Regions from separate parts of the Homo sapiens genome. Here region 1 is linked to region 2. Evidence: read pairs that join two places in POLR2A ChIA-PET (ENCODE). Cell type or tissue: A673. All regions are shown on one strand. Each heading gives the region's core, and the rest is flanking DNA. Links, peaks and the distances in the headings are about the cores only.

Region 1 (10,208 bases), core at 1,507-9,506, 49 kb after region 2:
TAATCTTCTTAACAGCTTTGTAAAGCAGGAGAATGGAAAATATTTCTTTATTTTAAAAATGAAAAAAGAGAGGTAACATAACCTGTGTAACTTCAAAGCCTTTCTCAGCCGTAGCTCTGACTGTAGACACCTCAGGCCACCTGCCTGCTGATGTCAGGGAACATGGTGGTGTGACACCTCTGGGCTGCAGCAGAGGAGTCAGGGCAAGAAAGGGAAGGGAGTAGAGTCCTCAAGCCCCTACACTCTCAACCGTTGTTCCTCCCTCCACTGCCCTAACTGCCCTATGTGACCGCCCCCAGGTTTACCATTCCTCTCCAGGGGCCTGTCTGAAAATGCATAGAGCCTAGGAGGGGAGGGCAAATGCAGTGGTCCCCAGTAGTCTGTGGGAAGGGAACCATCAGACGTTTTCCTTGTGAACAGGAGGACCTGCTTAGGACAAAGCTGCTGGTTAATGGGGAAGACACACAGGCAGTCCTTTTGGCTCAGTTCAGCATTTGTTGAATACTGACTCTGCCAAAATGGGGCCAGGCACATTTCCCAACCTCGTAGTCTTTGGTCCTTGTGGGTCTTTTTTATTTTTATTTTTTTTTTAGAGATGGAGTCTCACTCTTATCACCCAGGCTGGAGTGCAGTGGTGTGATCTCAGTTCACTGCAGCCTTTGCCTCCCGGGTTCAAGCAATTCTCCTGCTTCAGCCTCCCGAGTAGCCAGGATTACAGATGTGTGCCACATACCTGGCTAATTTTTGTATTTTTAGTAGAGATGGGGTTTCTCCATGTTGGCCAGGCTGGTCTCAAACTTCTGGCCTCAAGTGATTCGCCCAGCTCGGCCTCCCAAAGTGCTGGGATTACAGGCGTGAGCCACCGCGCCTGGCCCCTTGTAGATCTTGAATGGTGGGAAACTGAATAGTGGTTGGTGGAGAGGGAGGAGGTTGTATAGAACCCCTTCCTCAGTAACCCAGGAAAGATGTAGCGAAGGCTAAACCGGGGGAAAGAGCACAGGGAAGAGATTTTAAAGACAATCTTGACCAACTTCAGTATTTTGTCAGGGCTGGCTGCTCCCGCCTCCGGGGACCCCAGTCTGCCTGCTGGTCCTCCTGTGCCAAGGAACTCAGTGGCACAAAACCTCCAAGCAGAAGAGGGCAGGAAAAGGGAGTAGAGCTTTCAGAGTCCTGCTTCTTGTATAAGGACAACATCTCCCCTCCATCACCAAGCAATGGCAAACTCTCAAAATTAAATTTATTTACAAATCAGACATCCCATGATTCTTTTAGCAAGAGGGCAGGCATTTCTATATCTTGAAAATAATAAAAAGGTAAATATTTCTATGTATTTAATACAATTCTAGTTTATTATCGTTTATTTCGTTTGATTCTATTAATGAGCTTATGCAGTAGCCAGGCAGGAATTATTGGCAGCTAACAGATAAGGAAACTGAGGCACAAGAGAGTTTGACTTACTCAACGTCACATAGACTCATAGTCACATAGTAGTGAAGCCAGATCTTAACACTTCACAGGCTAGAAGGGGTTGTAGAAGCTGGGACCACAGCTGTTCCAGGGATGTTTGTGGGATAAAGTGGCCTAGGCTAGGAATTGGGATTTGTTCTGTATTTTATCATCTTTTGAGATTATCTGTGGCCTTGCATGGGTATAAAGACGGATATAAAGACCAGGGTTCTGGTTCCAATTCTGCCAGTCATCTGCCATGTGAACTTAGCATGACTCAACTTTTTTTGGTCTTGGTTTTCTAATTTCTAATATCAGAATTTAAAGGATCCTGGGATGTTTTAGGAGGAAGGGGCATTTAAATTATATCATTAAAATTTGGGCTAAAAGTGAGAGGAAAGACAATAACCATGAGCACTGGCACAAAGGTGGAAATTCAAGGTCTGGTCTGGAAATAGCTAGAGAAATTTAACTTGGAATATAGAACAGGTGTTGATATAATGAGTTCATTTATTTTGCCTGCTGTATGATAGTTCATTGAAGTAGTAAACCACAGTTCATATATCCATTCTAACTCTAAAAGATACTAAGAAATACTAAAAATGTTGCTTTGACATTTTTAGTATTACAGTGACACAATGAACATCCAAGTGCATGGTTTTTAAAAATATGTGTGTGACTTGATTGAAGATTGAGGCTTAGAAATGGAAAATGCTAGGTTATAGGCTATTCACATCTTCAACTCTACTAGGTATTATGTATTTCTGTTCCCCACCAAGACTTTTAAATTGTTGCTAGTTGGCTGACTGTGAATGGTGGTAAAATATATTTTAATTTTCATTTTCCTAATTACTAGTGAGATCGAATTTATTTTCATGTGTTTGTTGATCATTTAGGTTTTTTCTTCTAAGGTGTCTGATAATATCTTTGTTTATTTTCATAGGAGTTATATATTACAGACACTAATCCTTTATTGATTATATGCATTGCAGATACCTTCTTCCAGTCTGTGGCTTGTCTTTGTACTTTACGTTGTTTCTTCATGAAAAAAATTTTTTTTAAAGTTTCATTAGTTAATTTAGCAGCATATTCTTTTATGGCTTTGCTTTTGTGTTTTAAGAAATCTTTGGCCAGAGGTCATAAAGACATTTTCATATATTTGCTTTTTAAAGTGTTAAAGATCTTTGTTTCTTTCACCTTTGTCTTCAATTTTACCTTTCCATGTTTCAGAACCACTTAATGAACCTTCCATGCTTTTTCTGTGGTTTGTAATGTGACCTCTACCACATACCACATTCCCATACAAAGACAGGTTTGCTTCTAACCTTTGTGTCTCATTCACTTCATCTGTTTGCCTGTTCCTGTACCACACTATTGTATGTTAGGACAATTCTTCACCTTCTTTAAAAGGAAGAAGATTATTGTGGCTCTTCTTGGCCTTTTTTCTTTTCAAATGATTTTTAGGATCCAAAATGTATAATTTATGAAAGAAAATCTATTGGAAATTTTAAAGGATTACACTTGATTTCCAGATGGACTGGGGATAATTGCCAGTTTTATAGTATTGATTCTTCCCATCCATGAACATGGCACATCTCCTCATCTGAGTCTTCTTTTTGTGCATTTGTTGGATTTATTCTAGGTACCTTCTGGTTTTTGCTACTATTATAAATGATATATTTTAAATGACTTATAATAGTTTTTGCTGCCCTATAGGAATGCTGTTGGTTTTTTATGTTGATTTTATATCCGACAGCCTTGATAAACTCTCATTAGTTCCAATAATATTCCAAAGAAATGTTTTGAATTTTTCTATATAGACAGTTAATTCAGCTGCAGATAATGTTATTTTGTTTCTTTTCTTTTTCATGTATTATTGTGATCTCTAGGAACTTTAGTACTATATTGGATAGAATAGTGGGTTTGGTCTTGACTAGAAAGAGAAGGCTTCTTATTTTTTTTATTTATTTTTTTGAGATAGAGTCTCCCTCTGTAGTCCAGGCTGCAGTGTAGTGGCGTGATCTCAGTTCAGTGCAATCTCTGCCTTCTGGCTTCAAGCGATTCTCCTGCCTCAGGCTCCCGTGTAGCTGGGATTACAGGTATGTGCCACCACAACCAGCTAATTTTTGTATTCTTTAGTGGAGATGGGGTTTCACCATGTTGGCCAGGCTGGTCTTGAACTCCTGACCTCGTGATCTGCCCACCTCAGCCTCCCAATGTGCTGGGATTACAGACATGAGCCACCGTGCCTGACCGAAAGAGAAGGCTTCTATTTCACCATTGACTATGGTGTGTTCAGTGAGATGTTGAAAAATATACTTTATTGAGTTAAGAAAATGTTTTTATATTTCTAGTTTGCTAACAGTTTTTTCTATGATTGGGTGTTGACTTTTTTAAATCAAATGCATTTTCTGCATCTGTTGAGATTCTCCTTTAGTGTTCTTTAACTTATTAATATGAATGATATTGAATGATTATCTGATGTGAAACCATCCTTGCATTCCTGGGATAAACCCTACTGGATAATGATTTATATATTTTTTTGTACATTGCTAGATATGGCTTGCTAATCTTTAGTATTTTATATCTATGTTCATTAATAAAATTGGCCTCTAATTTTCTTTTCTCATACTGTCCTTATAGGGTATACAAATGTAAATATACTATTTTTAATAAGAATTAGAGTCATTAGAATTAGAAGGGAATTTAAAGAGCATCTAGTCTGATCTCATCATCTTATAGTGGAAGACACTGGAACTCAGAGAAAGGAAATAGCCTTTCTAAAATCATACAAAATTAGAAACAGAGTTGGGACTAAAGTGCTTGGCAAAGCACTTGCATTTCAAATTACTTTCCCATTCATGATCTCATTTTATCTCCACAACAGCCTTGCAGGGAGGGTAATGCTTATTGTCCCCATTTTATAGATGGGCTAACTGAGGTCCAGTCACTGAGGTCATGACTTATGTGACCTAGCAGAGTTGGGTCCTAGACCCCTCCAAAATTTCTTTTGTTCTGTGCCCAACCCCACTGACAGAACCACTTATCTGCCTGAAATGAAGGGACCCACTGAGTCATGTATCTAAAATTAATATTTTGTAAGAGTCCAGCAATATTTTCACAGGCATGTCAAATGGATGCCCCATTTACAGATAACCCTCAATGGGCAAAGATGAGGGCTTTATGGTCCTTAAAGGTCCTTGGTGGCCAGGACACTGTGGAGGCCAAGATAAACCACTGGTCTCTAAGAATGTTCTTTGGTATATAGAAGGCCAGGATCCTTAAATGCAGTCTTTCTAAATGGGGTCAGAGTACAAGACCTTAAGATCCTGTCCTCAAAATTTCAACAGAAAGGGGCTCCAGTTTCTCTTTGTCCCCTCCCCCACCCTCTGGCCACCACCCACCTTCCTCCATATCTCTCAGCAAGCTGCTTCCTGCATCAGCGCCCTTGTTTTGCTTGTGCTATTTGTGTCTGCTTCTAACAGCTGGCCCCAGCCTGGCAGCCCCTAGCTCTGAGGATTATCCAATTATCCCATTAGCCCAGCATGTCCTTCCTTCCTCCAGAGCTATTAGCTCCCCATCTCCCTCTCCCTCTCTCTCTCCCTGGGCTTGTCCATAGCCTCCCTTGCTCCTTCCCTAGCCAGGCCTAGAGCTGGGTGGGTCAGCCCACAGTCAAATAGACTCAGAGAATACCAGAGCTGGAAGCGATATGTATCCACTGCTTCATCATTTTGCAGGGAAGGAAACCCAAAGTCACATGACCAGTTAATGGCAGCAGAGAACTAAAACCCAGGTCTCTCGACCCAGTCAGTGTGCCTTACCAAGTGTTGCTATGCTTCGCCCTAGGATGGAGGAGATACCATCCCCACTCCTCTCTCTGGGATTCAAATTTATAGTCTTGGTAGGAAAATAGAACATACACTGGTGAAAACCAGCACATTATTCAGGCGTTAAGTCATAACTTAGCAGCAGAAGAGATGTCATCAGAAGCAGGTAACAAACTTCTGGTGCGTGGGACAGGCATGCATCTAAAGGCGCTCAGGAAGGGGAAAAGAGGATTTCAGCAAAGTCTCCCTCCATCTTCATGGAAGAGACGGCTCTTCAGGTGGTCCCTGAAGCATGGGAATTGTCTAAAGTAGGGGAGTGACAGCATCCCAGGCAAAGTGGCCTGCCTGAGAGACAAAGGCAGGGAATGGGGTAAGAGGATGGTAGACAGTTCAGTTTGGCACAGTGAGGAGCAGGGTAGTGGGTAGGAAAGTGGGTGGTCAGAGACAGGCTGGAGGGCAAAGCTGTGTCCTTGAATGGCCACAGAAAGAAGGTGGACTTGATCTGCTGCATATTTAGGGTCCACTAAATGTTTTGGAGCAAGGGAGGGACATGGCTGATGCTGTGCTTTGGAGATATTAATCTGACTGCTTGGGCTGAATAGATTGCGGTAAAAGAGATCAACAAAGAGGTCTGTTTGGAGTGTATTCAGGTTGGTAGAGATGATAGTGCCTCCGCCAAGACCATGACTTTGAGGGGTTACTGAGGGGTAGAGTGGATGGAACAGATTCCAAAGATGTTCAGAAAGAATTAACAGAATGCAATAGATTGGATTTGGGAAGATAAGGAGAAGAGCTCCTACTAATAGGATTAGGGAAGTAAGAAGTGGCCACAGGAAGTATGGGGTAGGATGGAGGAAGTGGATGAGGACCCTCCCCAGCTTCACCCTCTGGCACTCCTTGGGTGAGAGCATTTTGTAAAGTTGGCAGAGTTTGCTTAACCCTGGGCTGCAGGATGCCTTCTCTACCCTATGTCTCAGCCCCTCCAGGCTTCTCTGCTGGATGTCCACATGTTGACCCAATAAATCATCATGGTACCCTCCCCAGATGGCAAATGTCCTTCACTTGGGGTAATACTGCTGTCATCTAAGGAGGAATTTTTGGCCTTGGGGTGTATTCTGTTAATACAGGACTCTGGGCCTCTTTGATGCCTTTCAATCCATACCAGGTAGTTGTCTCCCAGCTATACTCATACATTTGATGCAGGTAGTGACTTTTTAATGTATATGTTGTCATTCCCTCCTCCTAATCCTCTGTCTTATCCCACATACCTGCTCTGGGCTTCCATGAACTGAAAACTGAACTGAAGGCAATTCTGGCCACAAAAGATGAGCCATCTTCACTAGCCTTGTGCCCTCGAAGTACAGAGAAGTCTCCTCAAGGCCCATAAGGGGGTCCAGGCCTCTTCCAGGCCAGCAAGCACCTGAATATCCTGACATGACTGTCCTTGGATCACTGAAGACCCAGCCATGAGTCTCAAATTGTTGCATCTTGGTGGCCTTTAACGTGAACTAGTTATTCTGCTGAAGCTTCTGTGAGCCCAGTTGTGCCTTTTGGAATAGCACAATGCAAGCTGTTTCTCTCATCTGATCTGTTCACCATAGCTCTCCCTAAGTCTTCTCCAACCTCATGTCCTCCAGACATTTTCAGTTTCTAGATGCTCCCTGTCTTGATCCCCTTCCTTTGGCCACTTGTTAATTCGTTGAGTGTCATTGGGAGGTTACCGTCTTGTTTGCAGGCACAAAATGACAAACTCATTTCAGTTTGTTCATGAGCAGGTGGTGTTGAGAAATGAGCATGTCTCCTGCCTTGAGTGGGTACCTGGTGAGTCCCTGTAGCCTGGGACTCACTTCCTAGTAACTAGGATGTCAGTGCAGCTTGAGGCTGCAGTTGCTTCTTTCCCAGCCTGTCCCACGGTGTTAGCCAGTGCTCAACTGAGTAACTGTAGTGTCCATGTTGTTTTGACCTGAACTGATAGTAGGCTGGGTCTCTCTATCCTCCCACTCCTCCCTGCACATTGGCTTTTTCTGAAATTGAGCAGGCTTTTTTTTGGGTTTTTTTTTTTTTTTTTTTTTTTTTTTTTGAGATGGAGTCTCGCTGTTGCTCAGGTTGGAGTGCAGTGGCGTGATCTCAGCTCACTGCAACCTCTGCCTCCCAGGTTCAAGTGATTCCCTTGCCTGAGCCTCCCGAGTAGCTGGGACTACAGGCATGCACCACCACATATGGCTAGTTTTTTTTGTTTTGTTTTTTTTTTTTTTTAGACGGAGTCTTGCTCTTTCGCCCAGGCTGGAGTGTAGTGGCATGATCTCGGCTCACTGCAACCTCCACCTCCCTGGTTCAAGCAATTCCCCTGCCTCAGCCTACCGGGTAGCTGGGATTACAGGTGCCTGTCACCACGCCTGGCTAATTTTGTTGTATTTTTAGTAGAAACGGGGTGTCACCATGTTGGCCAGACTGGTTTCAAACTCCTGACCTCAGGCAATCTGCCCACCTCGGCCTTCCAAAAATGCTGGGATTACAGGCATGAGCCACCGTGCCTGGCTAGTTTTTGTATTTTTAGTAGAGACGGGGTTTCACCATATTGGCCAGGCTGGTCTCAAACTCCTGACTGCAAGTGATCCACCTGCCTTGGCCTCCCAAAGTGCTCAGATACAGGAGTGAGCCACCACATCCGGTCTGAGCAGGACTTTACACTGGTCCTTGCTCAGTTTTATCTGTCCAGCCCTTTGAGGTCATTTTGAATCCTGACTCTGTTGGCCCAGACATTTACTGTATCCCTTCTCCATTAACCTCTTAGATAAGTCTAAATTTCCCTAATGTCTAGACTTTCATAAACAGATGGGACAGTATAGGGTTGAAGAAAGTAAATGATCCATAATCAGTGACCCTTGCCTAGGTCGTCTGCCAGTTCCACACCCACCTCCCGGCACCCAGAGATCAGGGACTTCCAGGTGCCTGGCTTGAACTCATACCCACCACATTTCTCCCTCTGGCAATGGCTGGGCAATGTCAGTGATCAGAATATAGAAGGTGGTCAGTAGCTCTCCTCCCTGCCACCCCATCTTCCTTCCCTCCCAGCCTCCTTTCCACTCTCTGATTCCAAGAACACTGGAGCTATTGATTGGTTACCCTCTTATTTTTCTGAGCTGAGAATGGATTTATTACTGCAATAATAATGATCATCATCATCCTGGGCATTTGTGTTAAATATACCTTCCAAAGCACTGCCACATTTATTTATTTTTTTGAGACAGAGTTTCACTCTTGTTGCCCAGGCAGGAGTGCAATGGTACAATCTCGGCTCACTGCAACCTCTGCCTCCCAGGCTCAAGAGATTCTCCTTCCTCATCCTCCCAAGTAGCTGGGATTACAGGCACTTGCCACCATGCCCAGCTAATTTTTATTTGTCTTTTTTAGTAGAGACAGGGTTTCACCACGTTGGCCAGGCTGGTCTTGAACTCCTGACCTCAGGTGATCCACCCACCTTGGCCTCCCAAAGTGCTGGGATTACAGGCGTGAGCCACCGCGCCCGGCCCACATTTATTAACTCATTTTATGTAAAAGTAGGTGTGGCAGCTCAGTGACTTGTCCTGTCAAAGAAGTCAATGGCAAGACCAGGGATTGAAACTGGTGCTTTGACTCCCCGTTCAGCAGTCAGTGGAACAGGGTGGTGGCTGGAAGGAGCAAGTGGTGGGATTATTGGGCATCTCTGAACCAGGCAGCAGAGAGAATCAAGCTGAAACCCCAAGAGATAGCCTGCAGGATGCCTGGCCAGGTCCCTCCAGTTCCCCTAAAAGTTCTGGAACTGAAAGAACAATTAATTGTGATATTGGACTGGGACTCAATTTTCCTAAGAGAAAACTTGATAATTTCTAAAAGTCTCATCTATCTTTAACAATTCCAGAAATCTCTGAATATAAACCAGGCTCTATCCCCCTCACTCCCCTTTCCAACCTAACTAGAAAATGTGGGTGGGTTGAGAAAGAACAGAAAAGAAAGATAAAAACTGTGACAGCCTTCTGACAACATTTTAACTTGAAAATTGCCTCCAAATGGATGGCATAATTCAGTGTAGGCAGATGAAAATCAGGCGCAGATTTACTCAGCCCCTCCTTGTTCTTATTTCCTGACTAACACATTGAAGAGATGGGGCCCTGGAGCTGACCGCCGGCCTCTGACAGGCCAGCTTGGTGTGGCCCCCTCTGTGAAGCCCATCCTGACTGCCCGCTGGCGTGTGGTTTTCACCTCCTCTGAGAGCCTGTGTGTCCCTCACAGGCTTATTCCCTCCGTCGGGCTTATTCTCCCCGTCGGGCTTATTCCCCTCAGTCAGTTGTTGGCTCCCTGCGTCCTGCCCCCGGCTCAGTGTGCATCAGCAAGGGCTCATTAAGTGGTTGGGAGAGGGACAGAGAGCCAGGAGACAGGGCTCAGGTCCTAACCAGCTTGATCCGAGGGCTTAGCTGGTCGTTAGGTGACAGTCCAGATGGCTGATTTGACAAAGAGTCACTCCTCTCCTCCCCCAAACGGAAACACTTCCTTGGACAAGGCAAAGAAGTGTGGATGGGTCCATGCAAAGCCTTCCCCACCTCCCTCAGAGGACCCTGGGTTGGCTACACCTGTCACCTGCCCAGCCTCATGCTGACTTCCTGGCCTGGCCTTTCTCCTAGGCCAGCCTCCCTCCAAGCCTGACTAGTGGGAAGCAGAGGGACTTGTCAGGAAACTCTGCTAAGCTGCTCTTTCTTCTCTGGAAAAAGAAAGGGTTGAACCAGAGTCTCACGAGGTGCTTCTTGTAGCTAGGTTCTGTGTTGTGTGTCCATCCCCCTCTTTTGAGGTTGTGTGAGTCATCTGACATTCTCCTGCCCCCTCCCTTGGCTCTGCAGCCTGACAGGGGCTGTCCTAACAATGACAGTGACTGCTAATGATGAGTGACAGCAGCAATGA
Region 2 (10,060 bases), core at 2,061-10,060:
CTCAGTGGGTGAGCCCCTACTACAAACTCAGAGCTCACAGATTTTTAATCCCCAATTCTTAAAATATGAGCAATCAAACAAAGCGTCCAACTTGGAATAAGGACTCTTGGAATAAGAGAGAAAACAAAATTTACTTAATATTAGTATCCTTAGAGGTAAGAGAAGATATCGCAACCATGATGCAAGAACAGGATGTAATACAACAGGGACTTTCAGACCAAAAGAACACTAGTAAATTCAAAATTTGACAGCAGAAATGAAAGGTTGAATAGGAGGGCTGACTGACAAATCAGATCAAATCCACCAGAAAATTGAGCAAAAAGACAAAGTGGTGACTGGGCCCTGTGGCTCACGCCTATAGTTGCAGCATTTTGGGAGTCCAAGGTGGGAGAATTGCTTGGGCCCAGGAATTTGAGACCTGCCTGGGCAACACAGATCTCATCTTTACAAAAAAAAAAAAAAAAAAAAATTCAAGAAAATTAGCCAGGTGTGGTGGTATGCATCTATGGTCCCAGCTACTCAGGAGGCTGGGGCGGGAGGATTGCTTGATCCTGGGAGGTCAAGGCTGCAGTGAGCTGTGATTGTGCCACTGCACTACAGCCTCAGTGACAGAGTAAGACCACGTATCAAAAAAAAAAAAAAAAAAAAAAGGAGGAAATACATAACAAAATTAGGGAACTAGTCCAGGGTTCCAACATCCTAATAGTAGGACTGTCTAGAAAGAGAAAAAAAGAGGGGAAAATAATGAATGAAATAATGCAAGAACATTTCCTAGAGCTTCAGAACCCAAGTTTCTAGACTAAAAGAACCCACTGAGTGCCTAGAGTGGATTAAAATAGATATACACAATGGAATATCATTATGAAATTGTAGAGTACTGGTGAAAAAGAGAAACTCCTACAGTCTTCCAGAGAAAAACAAGTCATAGACAATGGGTCACAAATTAAAATGGCTGTGGACTACTCAACAATGCCCAAAAAACTAGAAGACAATGGAACAATGTGTTCAAACTTCTGAAGGAAAATGATTTCTAACCTAAAATTTGATGCTCAACCAAACTATCAAGAAAATTGTAGAAGGAACATATTTTCAGATGGGCAAGGCCTCAAAAAGTTTACCTCTGATGTGTTCTTCCTCAGGGAACTACTTGTTCTGAGAGTCCCTAGCTAAATGGGGGCTCCAGTACCAGAGCGGTTGGCAACCCAGCACTAACAGGAAATGAAGGGAGCTGGATGTGGTCTCTACAGTGTGCCTTTCACAGGATACATCTTGTACATGGTGGACAGCCTAATGCCTGTCTGTCCAACCCGTGACCAGGGGGTCCCTCATACGTGAAACTTGTTTATACTGGCACATGCTGTGTGGCAGCTCTTGCCTGACCTGTCCCTGCCTGACTACCACTCTGGCCCTAGGAGCCCAACTTTGTGTTTCCACCGGTATCCCAAGGAAAACCCAGCCTGGGGCAGCCCCTGGTTCTTCTCATGGAAGGTGCAAATTCAACACACAATCGCAATAGGAAACAAGTTTAAAGATTTTTTTACTTACAGATCCTGGGCAAGGAGAGTGCCATGAGTCAGGAGGGCAGTCCTCTGTCCCCAGGTCAGATGAGGGAGAAATGAAGAGTCAGAGAGAGTATGGGGCAACTAGCAGTACACATAATGACTAAGATGTGGTCACCTTAAGTTAATGGCCAAATGCCTGGATGGTCCATTTAAAGGAAGCAGCAGGAAAGTGGGCAGCCCAGTCTGCTGGTGGGAGAGAGGCCTCTTAAGTTCTTACCTCTGGCCACTTGGCTTGAGCCATCTCGGTGTGGTGTAGATCTGGAAACTGTGTCCAGCGTGACCGAGCCCTGCCGCTGGTATGAGAGAGTTAAACTTGTATTCAACATGGATGCCGAGGCAACATAAATCTATAAGGATCCACTACACCACTCCACTAAAATAAGGGTATAAACCAAGAAAGAGGAAGCTGTGGGAACAGAGAAACACAAGAGCAAGGCAAAGGGATTCCCCAGGGTGATGATGAGGGGGGATCCCAGGACAATAACTGTGTGGCCAGCAGAGGGGGCACCTGATTCAGACCACAGCAGTCACAAGGCTCTGGGGCAGATTCCTTGGAGGAGATGAAACTGATAGACTGTTTGATGCGTCTAAAACACATTAAGGGAGATTTAGGAATTGATAGAAAGTTTGGGGTTGAATGCGTGGCAAGTAGAAAACAAAGCAAACTCTAGGGAAAACAGAAAATAATTCAGGAAAAGAAATCAAAGTTCAGCCTAGCAATATAGTGAGATCTCCATCTCTACAAACTTTTTTTTTTCAATTAGCTGGGCGTGATGGTGTGCACCTGTGGTCCCAGCTACTTGGGAGGCTGAGGTGGGAGGATTGCTTGGGCCTGGGATCAAGGCTGCAGTGAGCTGTGATTGTACTCTAAGCCTGGGTGACAGAGTAAGTCCTTGTCTTAAAAAAAAAGAAAAGGAATCAAAGTTGACAAAATGGGCTGGGGGGATAGAACAAGGACACATGTATGTCGAAGGGCCAGGAGGAGGCAAGAAAGGGCTAACACTGACATCTTCCATAGGGGGAAGTCAATAGGTGATGCAAAACTAAAAAATTAGGAAGTAGCAACACTAACAAAGGTAAATTCCAAAGGAACTAGCTCAGTGTTGATGCTGGGGATAATAGCTATTTTTTGGTAACAGACCTTGTACACCCATCTGACTCTAAACCATGAGCATGTAAAACTCTGATAAAAATAAAAACCACAAAGGTACATACTACCAGGATGTTTAGATGGGGGGGCTGGCTCTGGGCTGAGATCTGAAGGTAAAGAAGTCCTGGTCAGGAGGGCACAGGAGACCAGCTGGAGGGAATTACAAAAGCCAGAGGTGAGCTGCCAGGGGCTTGGACCAGGTGGTGGTAGAGAGATGGAGAGGAGCGAATGGATTCAGAACGATGTGGGAAAACTGAAGGAATCAGACAACAGCTCGGTGCGTAACAGCAGGGAGGCCGGGGTTCCTGGTGATGTGGACGGAGAACTTTCCATGGATGAGGAAACAAAGGAGATTCTTTAAAAGTCAGGCAGCAGACACTCTTGGCAACATGGAGAGAATACACAATTGTTTGAAGGCAGCAGAGAAAGCACCATAAAAAAGACTCACTCCATGCTTCCTGGAAACAGATGATGTTGACTCCACACATTGCAGCCACCTCTACGATAGCCTTTATGCGTCTATGAAGGGCAGAGACCTGAGAATTTAAAAAGGATTAGAATCCATTTAGTTCTATTGGTAAGGCAATTTTTAGGATCTCATCCTAATGCATATGGAAAAATCAATGCCCACCTGGGCAGGTATGAGGAGTAGGGTGGGGAGGTTCTATATTTGGTTATCTCCTGATGTCCAAAATCTGCATGAAAAGCTGGAGGTGCAGAGGCTCTGGGGTCAGACACTTGGACACTGCCTCAGTTTCCTCACCTGGTAATGGGGAGGCTGCCACCTGACCTGTGGGGTTGCTGAGAGGCAGGGATGAGGATGGTGCTGCTTCCGGTCCAGGGCCCACGTTCACACCCATCTCCCAGGTCAGCCACCCCCTTGGCCCGGGACTCCGCTCCCCACTCTCCTGCCTTCAGAGGCAAGCCTGGTTCCACACTTATCCTACTTATCCTGTGTGCATCTTATCATGGAATGCCTCGCCTCTCTGGCTCTTTTAAATCCCCGTGCTTTGGTGTGTGCTGTGCCCTGGGCCAGGAATGTACTTCCCTCCTCCCACCTAATCTTCCTGGAGGTGTTATCTATGTCACATGTCACCCCTCTGTGGGCCTCTGCAGGCTCTCACAGCTATGGGCCAAGTGTCAAGGTAACTCAGCATCCCCTGGCCTTCGGGAGCCATTGTGTGCCACTGCTTTGTGTGCCACTCTTCCTCTGCTGTCTGTCACTCCCAGGACCCCACAGGCTCCTTGGGGATAGGAAGAAAGCATCCTCATTGTCTGCTTGTCCTTGGCACAATGCCTGGCTCCCAGGAGACATTCAAAAGCGTTTGTTCAAAGACAGACCAAAGGAACCAGGCTGAAAACCCAGAGCGCACAAACTCTCCACAAGGCCTATAGTCTCCTCCTTTGAGAGGCTGTGCACCCCATGGCTTTGTGGATATTTGCTGACAGCATCAGCCCCGCAAACACACATTTGCTTGGTGTTAGCAAAACGCAAAGCATACTTCTAGGCCCTGTGCACGTGAAAAAAACATAGCTGGTCCTATGACTTGACAGTCTGGGATGATAGAGGGGACATATCCACAAAAAACAAATCCTGATACAAAAAGTGAGAGAACTGAGAACCAGACATCTGTGAATCCAACAAAAGCAAAGGAAGGACCAATGTGAATGATGATGCAGAACCAAACCTGGAATCCAAGAGGCCTTAGGTTTCTCCAGAATCCCTAAGAATCCTCAAACACGCCGTATCCTGAGGAAACCTGTGCAGGAAAATCCCTGAAAGTTTGAGCAGCTGGAGGAATGCTGTGGAGAAGTGTATAAAGCAAACCACCTGCGCCTGTGACAACATGTTTCTTTAGGGAGATACAAGATGCTGTCACCTTTATTTACTAACTCTGAGGTCATAAGCGAATGCCTATCTATTCCCGTAATCCTGTAGGCACCACAACTGACAGACTTCTGGGTATAGCGAGTCCCCGCCCTGAGGATTAAGGCAGAAGAACACACGGACAGACGGTCCCAACCAGCGTGTGCTGGCTGGCCGCCTCCTGGCAGGCAGCTGAGAGGCAGCGTCCCGTGGAGAGCACGAGCAGGCCAAAAGGGCACCCTCCCGGTTGGTAAATGGAGCTTCAGATCAATAGCTGGAGAGAAGTGGAAAGATCAGTGAGGAGGAGGGAGAGACAGAATAAGAACAGGAAGACAGAAGAGCCAGAGATGCAGGCTGGAGGGATGTGGGGAGGCCAGGGCAGAAGCGCCTCTGCTACTGCTTGAGGCGCCCAAGCCTGCAGACCCGGAGTATGCGGCCAGCCAGGGCCTGCAGGTGTGCTCCAAGGGCAGGCCACAACCCTGTTTGTGTATTTATTATGGTCAAAAGAGTCTGCACCTGTTCTGCCACAGGGGCATTTGCGGGGAGGGGGATTCTGTTCTGAACCAGCCCCACGTGCACAATGCGGGGTCGTCTCAGCTGCTCCTCCGCTGCTTCAAAGGCATATCCCTGCAGTTCAAAGTCTTCTCTGGAGGCAGCTTCGAAAGCTTCCCTGGGCAGATCAAGCTTCCTAGATGGGCAGGAAAAAAGAGGGAAGGGGATTTTGATGCAGTCTGCTCCACTTAAAATCTCTCTCCCATTTCTTGTAGCTATTTATCAGCCAAAGAGGTGAGGATGTCCTGGCTAGAAGGCGCTCAGTGCCAGGGCCCAAGGGAGCTGGCGAGCAGTGGGGTCCAGCCATGACAGAACACTACACTGAACCTGGACTTTACCTGCAATTGGCAGGGAGACCTCAGCAGAGTCAGCACGGTTAGGCCTGGCAATGGGGAGGCCAGTTAAGAGGTTGGTGTTTTAGAGTTGCTGAAATCACGGTAGGAATTAAAGTCCTGGCAGTCAGCACAGAAAGGAGGGAACAGATTCTCAAAAGTGTTTCTGAACCAGAATCAGGGCTATGCTGAGCCTAGGGTGTGAGGCAGGCTGTGGGAGCCGAGGGGCTTGGAAAATGGGGCTCAGGAGACAGGTTGGATGGAGAGGCCATGACCTGGGATCACATGGATGGCCTTATGGTGAATAAAGACCCTGGCCACTCTGTCCTGCTGCTCCTGCTGGGGGAGGCCAGTTCTACATCTGGTGTTGGGTGGGCTTGGAGGGGCCCAGGTGTTCAGATGGAAGCCCTAAGTGCTCATCCACATTTGTAGTTTATTAACCAAGGCTAGAGAATTAGTTATAAAACCTTCCACTGAAGTGACCATTAGCCAAACAGCAAATACCTCCTGATACCTGTTGCACACCCGAAGGTGAAAGCCACAGAGGCATGGGATGGGACACGGCCCCTAGCCAGGAAGGGCTTACCATCTAAGCGCAAGATGATTATGAAATACTCAGAAAACACATCAAAAAATAACCTGACAGCCATTATCTAATAATAATATTTCTCTCCTACTTTAAATCACTTTCTTGGAGACGTTTCTTTCAAAATCACAGCCCTGTCAGCCCAAGCCCCCTGTCGCCGCCCCCTGCCAGGCACTTTCCATGTGACGGCCCTGACAGCTCTGAGTTCGGTTCCGCCCCTGACAATCAGCCTGCTTTTCAAGTAGTCAAGGTTCCCTTCACTCCAGCAGGTTAGAAATAGCAGCAGTGCCCACACCGTGCCTCTCCTTGCTGTGACTGCCTTAGACAGTCCTCCCACCCTCCAGCGGAAGGGCGCTCCTGCAGGCCACAGCCTCAGAGCAAATCCCCTCTGGTGGACATAAATCACGCAGCTTTCCAGGATATGGGTGTGGGCAGACACCAGGAGAAAAAGGAGCAAGGCTTATGTGTCTATTCCCTCGAAGGCCTGTGGGCCTGGGAGCCAGACAGCTCTTTCAGAGTGTCCTGGTGAACCCTGCCTGGCCTCTCAGCCTGTGGTCTCACACCAGGAAAATGTCAGGTGAAGAGCTCGTCTTGGGTGTGGAAACATGGCTGTAACCACCACCTGGCTGAAGTCTCTCTCCTCATCTTCCCACCATGCACAACCTCCATTACCTACCCTTCTTCCCCCAAGTGATGCCTCCGCCTAGCCAGCCCTGAGGCTGCCCACCTCCTTATCCCCAGCTCCCTGCGAGCTCATTCTAAGCCAAGGTAATACAGGAGAGGCCGCTCCACCCTCCAGGACAGCCACCTTTGGGGCTCTACCTCCTCCCAGCCACTCCTGTCTACTATCTGGGCAGTACCTGTAAGGCCTCTCTGCCCTCCCATTATCAAAGGCGGTGCATTACCACATCCTACACAGCTTCATCTTGGAGAACCTAACCAATCCTCAAGCCATACCCTGTGTAGACGCAGTCAATGACCATGTGCTGTGCCCACCGAAAGGCCTGGTACAGGAGATGCAGTGGAACACTGAGACAGACTGAATGCTTATGTCTGCCCCAAATTCATATGTTGAAATCCTAATCTCCAATGTGATAGGGCTCTTTCAGAGGTGATTAGGTCATGAGGGTAGAGTCCTTTTAAAAGACCAAGAGGGCATGCTTGCTTCCTGCACCATGTAAGAACACAGTGAGAAGGCACCATCAAAAACCAGAAAGTGGGCCCTCAACAGACACCAGATCTGCTGTGGCACCTTGATCTTGGACTTCATAGCATTCAGAACTGTGAGGAATAAATTCATGTGGTTTAAGATGGGGAAAGAGACCGCAGCCAGATGTTGGTTACAGCCAGGGTTGCACACTCAGACAAGAGCTCTGCCACCTGACTTCTTCCTGGTGTGAGACCACAGGCTGAGGACAGTGTTCACTAGGACGTTCCCAAAGGGCTGTCCAGCTACCAGGCCCACAGACCTTTGGGGAAACAGACACACAGACCCTTCTCCTTTTTCTCCCTGTGATTGCCCACAAGTACAGGGAAGTCTGGTATTCTGTTATAGTAGCCCAAAAGTACTAAAACATCAATCAGCCACTGCCCAGGAGGACAAGACCAGCAAATGAGCCATAACCTCACAGACGGCCTCCTGCTGCCACTGCCTGCCCTGGTCCCTGTAGTTGGCTTTCAGACCCTCTACCCCTCACCCTGCTACTGAGGCCTCCCCACTCAGGGCTTCCCTTCAAACTTCAAGGAGTAAAGCCCTTCACTTCCCATCCTAGCCCCACCATGCCCTTCAGGGCCCCCACCTCTCCCACCCAGGGTCAGGCAGACCTTGCCAGAGGACACCAAGTTCCTGCCTCCTCAGCAACCTCTCACTTCTGGAACTTCATCTTTCCATGTCTGATGGCTCTTTACCACCAGCACTTTAAATCATTAAACTAGAGCTCTGTTACAAAAGAGACATGTGCTCATGGCGGGGGTGAATCAAATAGTGGGAAAGGGTATAAAATGAAACATACATTCCCCTTTCTACCCCACCCCTAGTCCCAAAACTCAGAGGCAACCCCTCTTAACAATGTTTTATGTCTCTTTCCTATTTTCCTACGTGTATGCATTACAAATACAATGGTATCATTCTGTATTTTCTGTTCTTCAACTTGCCTTTTTCACTTAATACACATAGCTTGGACATCTTTCTCCACTAGTACCTACAGACCTCCACATCCATCACTGAAGCTGTTAAAGAGTCTCTCCCGTTGAAAAACAGAAGGGAGATAGGGGGGAGAGAAGGTGAGGAAGAAAGAGAAAGAGGGACAGTGTTCCACATATGTCCATGTGTTTACTCACTTGCTGTCTCTCCCTGCTGCCTAGGGAGCTTCCACACATGCTTCCCCTCAGCTCAGGCCTTACCTCCTGGCCCCATCTCAGGAACTGCCAACAGCCTTATCATGGCTAAATCCAGCAGACTTCCTGCTGTCCTCACCCGCTAGACATTTCTGAGCCATCTGATGCTTCTTTCCTGTCCTGCCCCAGAGTCCTCACCTCCAGAATCTCCCACAAAGTCTCTTTCTCTGACCCCTTGAATATCCAGGTTTTCCAGCATTCTCTCCAGCGCCCTCTTTTGTACCTGCTCCTCCTTCACCTGGAATGACCATCTCCAGGGCAGCTCAACAAGCCCAGCCTCGCCCACCTGAGGCCCACCTCCACATAGCAAATAGCCCCTGAGTTATTTCCACCTGCAGACCCTGAAGCTACTGTAGCAGGTTGAGCTGTGTCTCCATCCTGACACCTGGAACCTGTCATTGTGATTTTATTTGGAAAAAGGGTCTTCACAGACGTAATTAAGGTCAGGATCTCAAGATAAGATCATCCGGGATTATCCAAGTAAGCTCCAAATCCAAAGACGTGTGTGTGTGTGTGTGTGTGTATGTGTGTGTGTGTGTGTGTGTGTGTGTGTGTTTGAGACAGGGCCTCACTCTGACTCCCAGGCTGGAGTGCAGAGGAGAGATTTTGGCTCACTGCAGCCTCGACCTCCCAAGCTCAAGTGATCCTCCCGCCTCAGCCTGCCATGTAGCTAGGACTACAGATGCATGCTACCATGCTTGGCTATTTTTTTAAATGCTTTATAGAGATGGGTGTCTCACTATGTTGCCCAGGCCGGTCTCGAACTCCTGAGTTCAAGCAATCTTCCAGCCCTGGCCTCCCAAAGTGCTGAGATTACAGGTGTGAGCCCGGCCAGGAAGTGTCTTTTTCAGCTTTGTGGACACAGTGTCCAGCAGTATACAGCCCTCAGAAAGTCCTGGTGATGCACAAGCTTGCAGGGAGTGGAAAAACCAGCGCCCATGGCTTGCCAGTGGGAAAGGTTCCCTCGCCAACTAAATGCAGACAGCCTCTATTTCCAAGGGTCAGCCAGAGGTCGGGTCACCGCAAGAAGGATGGTCTGGGGCCGGACAATCAGTACACCTGCTGGGTGCTCTGGTTGGAGACAGTGATCCAGCCAGACATCCAGAAGACAAGCCCGGCTCCGGGGAGGAGGGTTGGGATGGCCACAGAGAAAGCCCTGGAGAGTAAAATCCCGTCCTTTTCCTTCCGGTTCTGGGCAACGTGGGGGAGAAGAGATTTGTAAAGGTCACGCCAGGATTCTGCAACCCCCAAGGACCCCGGGGCCGTCCCATCAAGACCTACTATGGTCTCTGCCCGCCAACTCAGGACTTCTCACCGCCTCCCCTGAGCCCTTCAGACCCTGAGGCCCTCCCTGCCTGCTCCCCCAGACCCACACTCTGTGGCCCCAAGACCCCATTAGCTTAGCCTCTTGGCTGCGGACCTGAGTTCCTTGCCATAGAGAACGCGCTTCACTTCCTGCAAGTCGGGGAGCGGCAGGTGCTTCTCCAAGCATTCCTCCAGCGACTTCCACTCAGCGCCCGCCATGGCCACGGTCCGCCAGTGCTTGTGTCCGCGCACGAACTGCCTGCCCTTTGCCCGCAGTGGGAGGAGGTGCCCAGGCCCGGTCAGGCGCCC

Evidence for each region. ChIA-PET counts read pairs that join two places held together with the same protein. Peaks named below come from ENCODE experiments on the same cell type or tissue, not always from the same donor. Only the 100,000 strongest peaks of a DNase experiment are listed, where the experiment ranks them.
Region 1: POLR2A ChIA-PET joins it to region 2 with 11 read pairs; 10 of 35 experiments call an interaction of 5 or more read pairs at or near these places.

The regions. Positions count from the first base shown.
Region 1 is chr22:24,445,548-24,455,755 of GRCh38, reverse strand. All of the region lies in intron 3 of ADORA2A-AS1 (ADORA2A antisense RNA 1), which reads left to right. Among named protein-coding and RNA genes, the nearest start is that of ADORA2A, 23 kb to the right of the region's middle. RefSeq lists a silencer at 10,084-10,203. In A673, for the core only: no CTCF peak of the experiment used is centred there; DNase peaks (open chromatin) are centred at 4,265, 4,985 and 6,125; H3K27ac peaks cover 3,726 bases.
Region 2 is chr22:24,495,314-24,505,373 of GRCh38, reverse strand. UPB1 (beta-ureidopropionase 1) reads right to left here and starts at 10,042. Exons shown (of 10, transcript NM_016327.3): 1 at 9,867-10,042; 2 at 5,096-5,267; 3 at 3,161-3,248. The coding sequence starts at 9,970. RefSeq lists an enhancer at 1,718-1,987. In A673, for the core only: a CTCF peak has its summit at 2,062 (motif pointing right); no DNase peak of the experiment used is centred there.